2 separate regions of the Homo sapiens genome follow, and region 2 is linked to region 1. A link is a loop called in an ENCODE intact Hi-C map of the cell type or tissue named here. Cell type or tissue: CD4-positive, alpha-beta T cell. All regions are shown on one strand. Region 1 holds the start of SGSM3 (small G protein signaling modulator 3). Region 2 overlaps MRTFA (myocardin related transcription factor A).

Evidence for each region. Peaks named below come from ENCODE experiments on the same cell type or tissue, not always from the same donor. Only the 100,000 strongest peaks of a DNase experiment are listed, where the experiment ranks them.
Region 2: a loop joins it to region 1, with 2.3 times the contacts of the local background. A loop is called at or near these places in 7 of 110 quality-filtered maps.

What each region holds. Positions count from the first base shown.
Region 1 is chr22:40,367,985-40,371,984 of GRCh38, forward strand. It overlaps ADSL (adenylosuccinate lyase), which reads left to right. Exons shown (of 13, transcript NM_000026.4): 13 at 1-1,383. SGSM3 (small G protein signaling modulator 3) reads left to right here and starts at 2,610. Exons shown (of 22, transcript NM_015705.6): 1 at 2,610-2,704. RefSeq lists an enhancer at 2,296-2,505 and silencers at 2,656-2,765, 2,826-2,995. In CD4-positive, alpha-beta T cell, a CTCF peak has its summit at 2,487; DNase peaks (open chromatin) are centred at 2,617 and 3,027; H3K4me3 peaks cover 1,555 bases.
Region 2 is chr22:40,477,721-40,481,720 of GRCh38, forward strand. All of the region lies in intron 3 of MRTFA (myocardin related transcription factor A), which reads right to left. Among named protein-coding and RNA genes, the nearest start is that of MRTFA-AS1, 42 kb to the right of the region's middle. In CD4-positive, alpha-beta T cell, CTCF peaks have their summits at 1,819 and 2,018; no DNase peak of the experiment used is centred here.

The DNA.
Region 1 (4,000 bases):
CACTCTTGGCATTACATTCAATTTTGGATACCCAGTCTGAGGAATAGAGATGAACTGGAGAGCCAACCTCCAAAAAGATCTTGTGGTGGAGGAATGTTAGGGCTCTTTATCCTATACAGAAGAAAACTCCTCGGCACTTCAAATATTGCCAGGTGCAGGAAGAGTGACTTGATTGTGTGTTGCCCCAAGAGACACACTGAGCTCAATACCCATTACTGAGACTGGCTTGGGGCCAGACATTGGAACCACTGAGATTAGCAACCTACACTCAATCCCCCAGGTCAGGCAGAAGCTGGAAGACTGCCTCGTTAGGAATGTTGTGAGGGAGAGGAGGCTGAATCGGTTCCAGTTTTATTTAAAAGTAGCCAGGAAATCAGGTTGCGATGATGCGCATTTACAGTCCCAGCTACTTGGGAAGCTGAGGCGATAGGGTCACTTGAGCCCAAGAGTTTAGTCCAGGCTGGGTGACAGCGAGCCCTTGTCACTTAAAGCCAACCTAAGAGAAGAGCTTATCCTTTTGGAAAAACAATAGAAGACAATTCTGAAAACCAAATTCTGAACATAGGCTAGTATAGCAAGCAAGCAGGGATAGCATAGAGCCATTTGCTCAACTTCCAGAAAGAGTTACTCTGTTCATCTCTAAAAAATCTTGAAAAGGGCCGGGTGCGGTGGTGGCTCACGCCTGTAATCCCAACACTTTGGGAGGCCGAGGCAGGTGGATCACCTGAGGTCAGGAGTTCGAGACCAGCTTGACCGACAAGGTGAAACTCCGTCTCTACTAAAAATACAATCAACCGGGCGTGGTGGCAGGCGCCTATAGTCCCAGCTACTTGGGAGGCTGAGACAGGAGAATTGCTTGAACCTGGGAGGCAGAAGTTGCAGTGAGCCAAGATCATGCCACTGTACTCCAGCCTGGGCAACGGAGCGAGACTCCATCTGAAAAAACAAAACAGAAAAAATCTTGAAAGGATACTAAGTCTGACACAAGGAAATTAAGTCATGGGACTCTGACCAGATATTCTGTCTACTTCCTTCTCTGCTATGGGCAACTTGGAGGCAGCAACTACTATCAGTTTATCTGTAATGTGAGAATTTATATTACATAACAGATACTGGGGATATAGGATACCATGGATTTTAGTTAATACATTTCCTCATAGAAAATAAGGAAATAACAGTCTTGTTCCTGTCCTAACAATTCTGTTAGACTAATGATCTCCAGTGATTGGCGATTTGACCTGGTTTCTTCCTGGACTATTTGAATGGGTGGATTTGTTGGTGCATCTCTTGTCTTCTTTCCTTTTCCATTCTCCTTTATTTTTGTATTTACATACTTGTATGCAACTTTGTAATCTGATTTTCCCATGTAACATTTTAATTTGATGGGTGGTCTGCGTGTTCACTGGAAAACATATATATATTAAATGTACATTTATGTATATATATAAAATATACATTCATATATATTATATATAATATACATTCATATATATTATATATAATATACATTCATATATCTATCTTTTATATATATATATAGACAAGATCTTGCTCTGTCGCCCAAGCTGGAGTGCAGTGGCATGACCACAGTTCACTGCAGCCTTGATTTCCTGGGCTCAAGCGATCCTCTCACCTCAGCCTCTTGAGTAGCTGGGACTATGGCACACACAACCACACGTGGTTCATTTTTTGTTGTTTTTTGTAGAGACAGGGTCTCACTCTGTTAACCCAGGCTGTTGTATTTTCTTTAAGATTGGTTTAAATTCACACGGACTCCAGCATCAGAACTACCCAGATGTCAGGTTCTGGGCAGAACTTGGGGCAACTGATGAAATGTCTGCTCAGCTGAAGTCAGACACCTGGACACTTAATGCCCTCTTTCCCTGGCTGATGCTCAGTTTCATTTAAGAACCAGGAGAGCCTGATGTTTGTAAACACAGCTTTAGTGGAAGCACGAGGGTTAGGAGTCCCTAGAAAGGTGATATGAAGCCTAGGTGGATGTGAGGGTTGGTGAGATGGGAATTGCACAGCATAGAATCTGACACAGAAGGTACTCAGAAAATTTCGTTTTCCGGCCTGGCGCGGTGGCTCACGCCTGTAATCCCAGCACTTTGGGAGGCTGAAGCGGGCAGATCATCTGAGGTCAGGAGTTCGAGACCAGCCTGGCCAACATGGTGAAACCCCGTCTCTACTAAAAATACTGTACTAAAAATACAAAAAAATTAGCTGGGCGTGGTGGCGGGCGCCTGTAATCCCAGCTACTCGGGAGGCTGAGGCAGAGAACTGATTGAACCTGGGAGGTGGAGGTTGCAGTGAGCCGAGATCACGCCACTGCACTTCAGCCTGGGTGACAGAGCGAGACTCCATCTCAAAAAAAAAAAAAAAAAAAAATTAGCAAGTTATTTGCAGCGTCTATCTCCCACCACCCTGACTGCTGGTCCACACCATACTGTCCCAAGCTTCTCAGGCTGCGGTGCAGACGAAGAAATCATCGCTATGCATGCTGGCCTTGGGATGGGGGCGCAAAGCCCCTGGACGCGCCCCGCCTAGTGGGCGGGAACGACTACAGCCCCCAGCATGACCCGCGGCCGCCCATGCCACGCCCCGCCACGCGTGCGCTTAGGCGCCGCTGAGCGCTGACTGGGTGCGAGTGGGGAAGCTGCTAACCCGACCCGGATTGGCGCTGAGGTGGCCCGTGGGGCAGGTGAGTGCGGGGCGGGAGTCAGCGGAGACCCACCGGCGCCTACAAGTTCCCCTCAGGCGGGGGCTGCGGGGCGGCTGTGGTCGGACTGTCCGACCGAGGGTCGTATGGGCCGAAGGCGCCCACGAGAGAAGCACCGCCTCGGGCCGGAGAGCCGCCGGGCCGACCTTGCTCGCGTCGCCGTTGGAATGGGGGCCGGGGACGCGGCGGGGCGGGGAGGTCGGCTGCGTCCTCCGGTGCGGCCGCCCCTAGACGGCCGAGGCCACCTCAGGTGTTCGGGGCGCCAGCCGGAATCCACCGCGCTGGCAGCCGGGAGCGGTTTTACGAAAACCGCGCCTGAGGCGGGGGGCTTTCTAAAAAGAGCCTGGCTGGCTCTGGCACCGGGACAGCTGCAGACTCCTCCTCAGGTTTAACTTGCGGTTTTCCCTTTAAGATTCAGATCCAGGTGCAGAACCCGGGCTCGGATCCAGGCCCGAGACTCGGAACACCGGTGTGTTTGCATTTTAGCACGGGGGAAACTGAGGCATACGTTAGCCAGAATCATCCGGTGTGGTTAGGACTGGAATTTTGAAAATTATTCTCATACTTAGTTTACTGACCTAGGCTCTTTTTTATTTGGAAAGAAAAATAAAGATGTTTCAAAGGTTGTTTTCAGTGACTGGGTGACTAGTGTATCTTCCAGTCTCACGCTGCACGTTTGTGGTGGGTTGATGGCTCTTTTTTGTTTTGCGGTGGGATAGAGATGTCCTGGAATGTTCTACACCTTTCTTATTCTTTCTTAGTAAATTCAAGTCAAATCAGACTCTGATTCACAAAAACTCATTTTCAACTTCGACTCGTTTACTCGTAGTTTTTGTGACAGGTTTGTGATTAGGTTTATAGGTACATATGTTTCCCGCTTTTCTTGCTCTTTTAGTTCCAATTATCTCTGCACTCTAAACAGTTGAATTACATCTTTGTTTTTACACTATTTCTGTTCTTGGTGATTAATTTGTAATTCTTCTTTTCTTTTCTTTTCTATTTTTTTTTTAAGACGGGAGTTTCGCTCTTGCCCGGGCTGGAGTGCAATGACATGATCTCGGCTCACTGCAAGCTCCGCCTCCCGGATTCAAGTGATTCTCCTGCCTCAGCCTACCGAGTAGCTGGGATTACAGGCGCCCGCCACCACGCCCGGCTAATTTGTGTATTTTTAATAGAGACGGGGTTTTTCGCCATGTTGGCCAGGCTGGTCTCGAACTCCTGACCACAGGTGATCCGCCCGTCTCGGGCCTCCCAAAGTGCTGGGATTACAGGCGTGAG
Region 2 (4,000 bases), 110 kb after region 1:
CCACGCTTATTTAAATCACATCCCAAGTTGTTCTTGGTGGGGGTTGGGGGTGGGGGATGCGGAGAGATGAAAGGAAGGGTAAAGGAAAGGGGAAGGAGAGGAGGGAAAGGAATGAAAAAGGAAAGGGGAAACAAAAAGAAAGGGAACTATTTTTCTTTGGAAGGCAGTTTAGGAACATGTAGTCAGTGAAGCAGGCTCTGGTAATTATAAAGAGCAAGCTTCAGAGAGAGGCAGAAGAATCAGTACCCATTCATTATTAAAATCAAATATACAGTTGAGTGTTCAAAAAAAGCATGCTCCTGAAATTCTAAGCTATCAATACCAAAATAGTTGTTAAAGGATCCAGAAAGGTCCATTTATCTTTTGCCAGAGAAACGAGCTGCTGAAATTCTTGAGATTCAGATCCAAAGTTAAGATAAAAAGGAGGAAGTGGAGGTGAAGAAAGGAAAGTAAATTCTCCTTGGGAGTCTATTGACCAACCATCTACAAATCTTATGATTAAATGCAATGTGGTATCCTAGATTGGATCTGGGAACTGAAAAACGACATTAGTGGGAAAACGAATGAAATCCAAATGAAGTTTGGAGTTTACTTAACAGTAATGTACTAATGTTCATCTCTCAGTTTTGACAAATGTACCATAGTTATGTAAGATGCTAACATTAGGGGCAACTGGATCAAGGATACACAGGAACTCTCCGTACTATCTTTGTAACTTTCTTCTAAGTCTAAAATCATTCCAAATAAAGTTTATTTTCAAAACCCACGGAGGGCCTTTTCCTCTTGGAAGTCCCCTCTCTCTCACTAGAGAGCAAACTGTTTTCCTTTCTCTTTCCTTCTCTTTCTTTTGCCTATGAAACCTCCACTCCTAAACTCCTCGTACGTGTCCATGTCCTAAATTTTCTTGGCGTGAGACGACGAATCTCAAGTATTTACCCCAGACAACACAGCCACTTCATACTGGGGACCTCGTCTGGGATACCAAGGTACAACATTCATTGTTACAACATGCAACATCTGGTGGAGGCAAACCAGTGTTACAACCCATCGGAATGGCTCCGACAGCAATCAAACTCCAAATGGTGCTGTACACCGAACCACACATGGACACACCTTTCATCTGAAGACCCTTAGATTGACCCCAGGAGGAGCCCTAGCTGCTGTTCCACACACAATGCCCCTTTTCAGCAGGAAGGAGCCAGAAAGAGTTGTCCAACACCCCCTAACAGCAGTTAGCATTACCATTCCAGAGGAGTGAATGATACAGGAGTTAAGAAATTACTTAGGCAGATAGGGAGGGTATGGAAGTCCTCAGTAAGGTTTTCCTTTTTAATGAAAAGCAGCCCCAAATCATTTTCTAACAAAGAGCAGCCTGTAAAGTTGAGCTGCTGAAATAGATAAGCAAGCTGAGCGCTTGCACAGGTGAATGCCAGCAGGAAAGAACTACCTGGAACTAATCATGTTCAAAATGAAGCCTCCACCTTCCCTTCTCTGCCAGCCACATATACAGTAAGGAGCAGACAAGATGGCGCCAGCTAAGGGGAGAATGCATTTGCATAATAAGATTAGGGTGGGGCAACCAGCCTTCCCCACTCACTATGTAAACATCACACCTGATCAAATCAATCTGTGAGCCCTATGTAAATCAGACACCACCTCCTCACACCCAACTATAAAATCTGGGGCATCCGCTGCTGCTGGCCGGCCTTTCCTCTCGCAAGTCCCCTCTTTCTCACGAGAGAGAGCTGTTTTCCTTTCCCTTTCTTCTGCCTATTAAACCTCTGCTCCTAAAAAAATAAAATAAAATAAAAAACATGGATTTGCCCTAGCTTTAGAAAAATTGATGAATCAATTATGAAACACAACAAATGTCAGGTTTTTCAAACTGAAATGCTGCCATCTCTTGGAGAGAAAGAAATTATCAATTCCTATAAATGATTCCTGTAAATCAACATGGTGCTCAAAGGAAATGCTCAATGGAGCATGTCAGATTTCAGATATGGATGTTCAACCAGCAAATATATAATGCAAATATTCCAAAATCTGAAAGAAATCCAAAATGCAAAACACCTGTAGTCTCAAACATTTCTGATAAGGAATACTCTTATAATACCAAAATATAATAGATATCTTCTATTTAATCTGAATACTGTCAAGGATGAAGGCTCTTGATTAATGAAGTAGGTTCCTGGGCTGGTAAACCTGGGCAACTTACACATCTAACCAGGTAACTTTCAAAGAATAAGCTTATGAAAATCTAACTTAAGTTATTAAAATATGCAAGTGAAAGGTCTCTATATTGTGTAATAACTTATAAAATGGTGTAAACATGCATGCATCATCTTATTTCTCACAACAAAGCTATGCAGACGATACAACTGTCATACCATTTTGTAGATGAGGAAATTGAGGTTTAGACCGATTAAGCAACTTGCTCAAGGTCATAAAGTAAAAGGTAGAGCAGAAATTGGAACCCAGCTCTGTCTGAATGTATAGCCTGAATCTTCAATCACCTCTCTTTTCTCATAAAACACACCAGTTCTCTGTATGTTTATTTTTTTTTTTTTATGTTTTGTCAAGATGGGGTCCTGCATTGTTGCCCAGGCTGGCCTTGAATTCCTGGCCTCCAGTTATCCTCCTACCTTGGCCTCCCAAATTCCTGGGATTACAGTCATGATGAAACACTGCACCCCCACTCCTCTGTTTTAAAATGACACTATATTGATAGTGTTATCAGCATGACATGCTGATATGGATGGAAAAAAGTGATCTACATACTTACTAACTAGGGGAAAATCCAGGTGATTTCAGTGAATAGTATGGAACATGTAGAGTATATGACACAGTAGAACTCTGGAGACTGAAAACAATGCTTATGTTCTAATTCCAAAAGGAATCGAGATTTTAACAGGATAACGGTGGTCACATCTAAAGGTTATTCAGGCTGGGCATGATGGTTCGCACCTGTAATCCCTGCACTTTGGGAGGCCAAGGTGGGAGGATCACGCCCAGGAGTTCAAGACTTTTTTTTTTTTTTTTTTTTTTTTGAGACAGAATCTTGCTCTGTCACCAGGCTGGAGTGCAGTGGCGCGATCTCCGCTCACTGCAACCTCCGCCTCCCGGGTTCAAGCGATTCTCCTTCCTCAGCCTCCCGAGTATCTGGGATTACAGGCATGAGCCAACATGCCCGGCCAGAGTTCAAGACTTTTCTGAGCAACACAGGGAGACCCCCGTTTCTACAAAAAATAATTTTTTAAAAAAATTAGCCAGGTGTAGTAGTCCTTGCCTGTAGTCCTAGCTGCTCCGGAAGCTGAGGGGTTGAGGCTGCAGTGAGCCATGATTATGCCACTGCAGTCTAGCCTGGGCAACAGGGTGAGACCCTGTCTCAAAAAATAACAACAAATACTAAATAAAGGTCAAAGGGGCTCTTCCCAGACAGAGAGACAGGAAGAAGTCTAAAAGGATGTAAGAGGACGTCACAGGACTACTGCCTATCTGGCTCTCAGTGTGGGAACATCCACTCCACAAAAGCAGAGAGCATTTGCTTCCTGGTACAACTTCCTTCCTGCATTCGGCCACAGGTTCTTTTCGGGCACTAGGAAGATTGTCAGTTGGCTCGTTCATTCATTTATTGAACTAATATGTATAGGTGATACTTACAGGTGATAAAACAACATGAACAGATAAGGTCAATATTTATAGGCAATAAAACAACAACATGGACAGATGAGGTCCCTGCCCTCATAGAACATATGCTCTAGCAGGGAAAACATAATAAATAAGGTGTACGTATTATAATTTCAGGGAGTACATTATGTGAAGAAAAATATAGTGGAACAAGAGAACAGAGAGTGACAGGGGTGGTGATAATTTTAGATAGGGTACACAGAGAAGGCCCTTTTGAAGAGACCGATGACTCTTGGACAGAAACCTAAATAATATGACAAACCATAAAAATGATCTGGAGAGTATTCCAGACATAAGAAATTGCAAGTGCAAA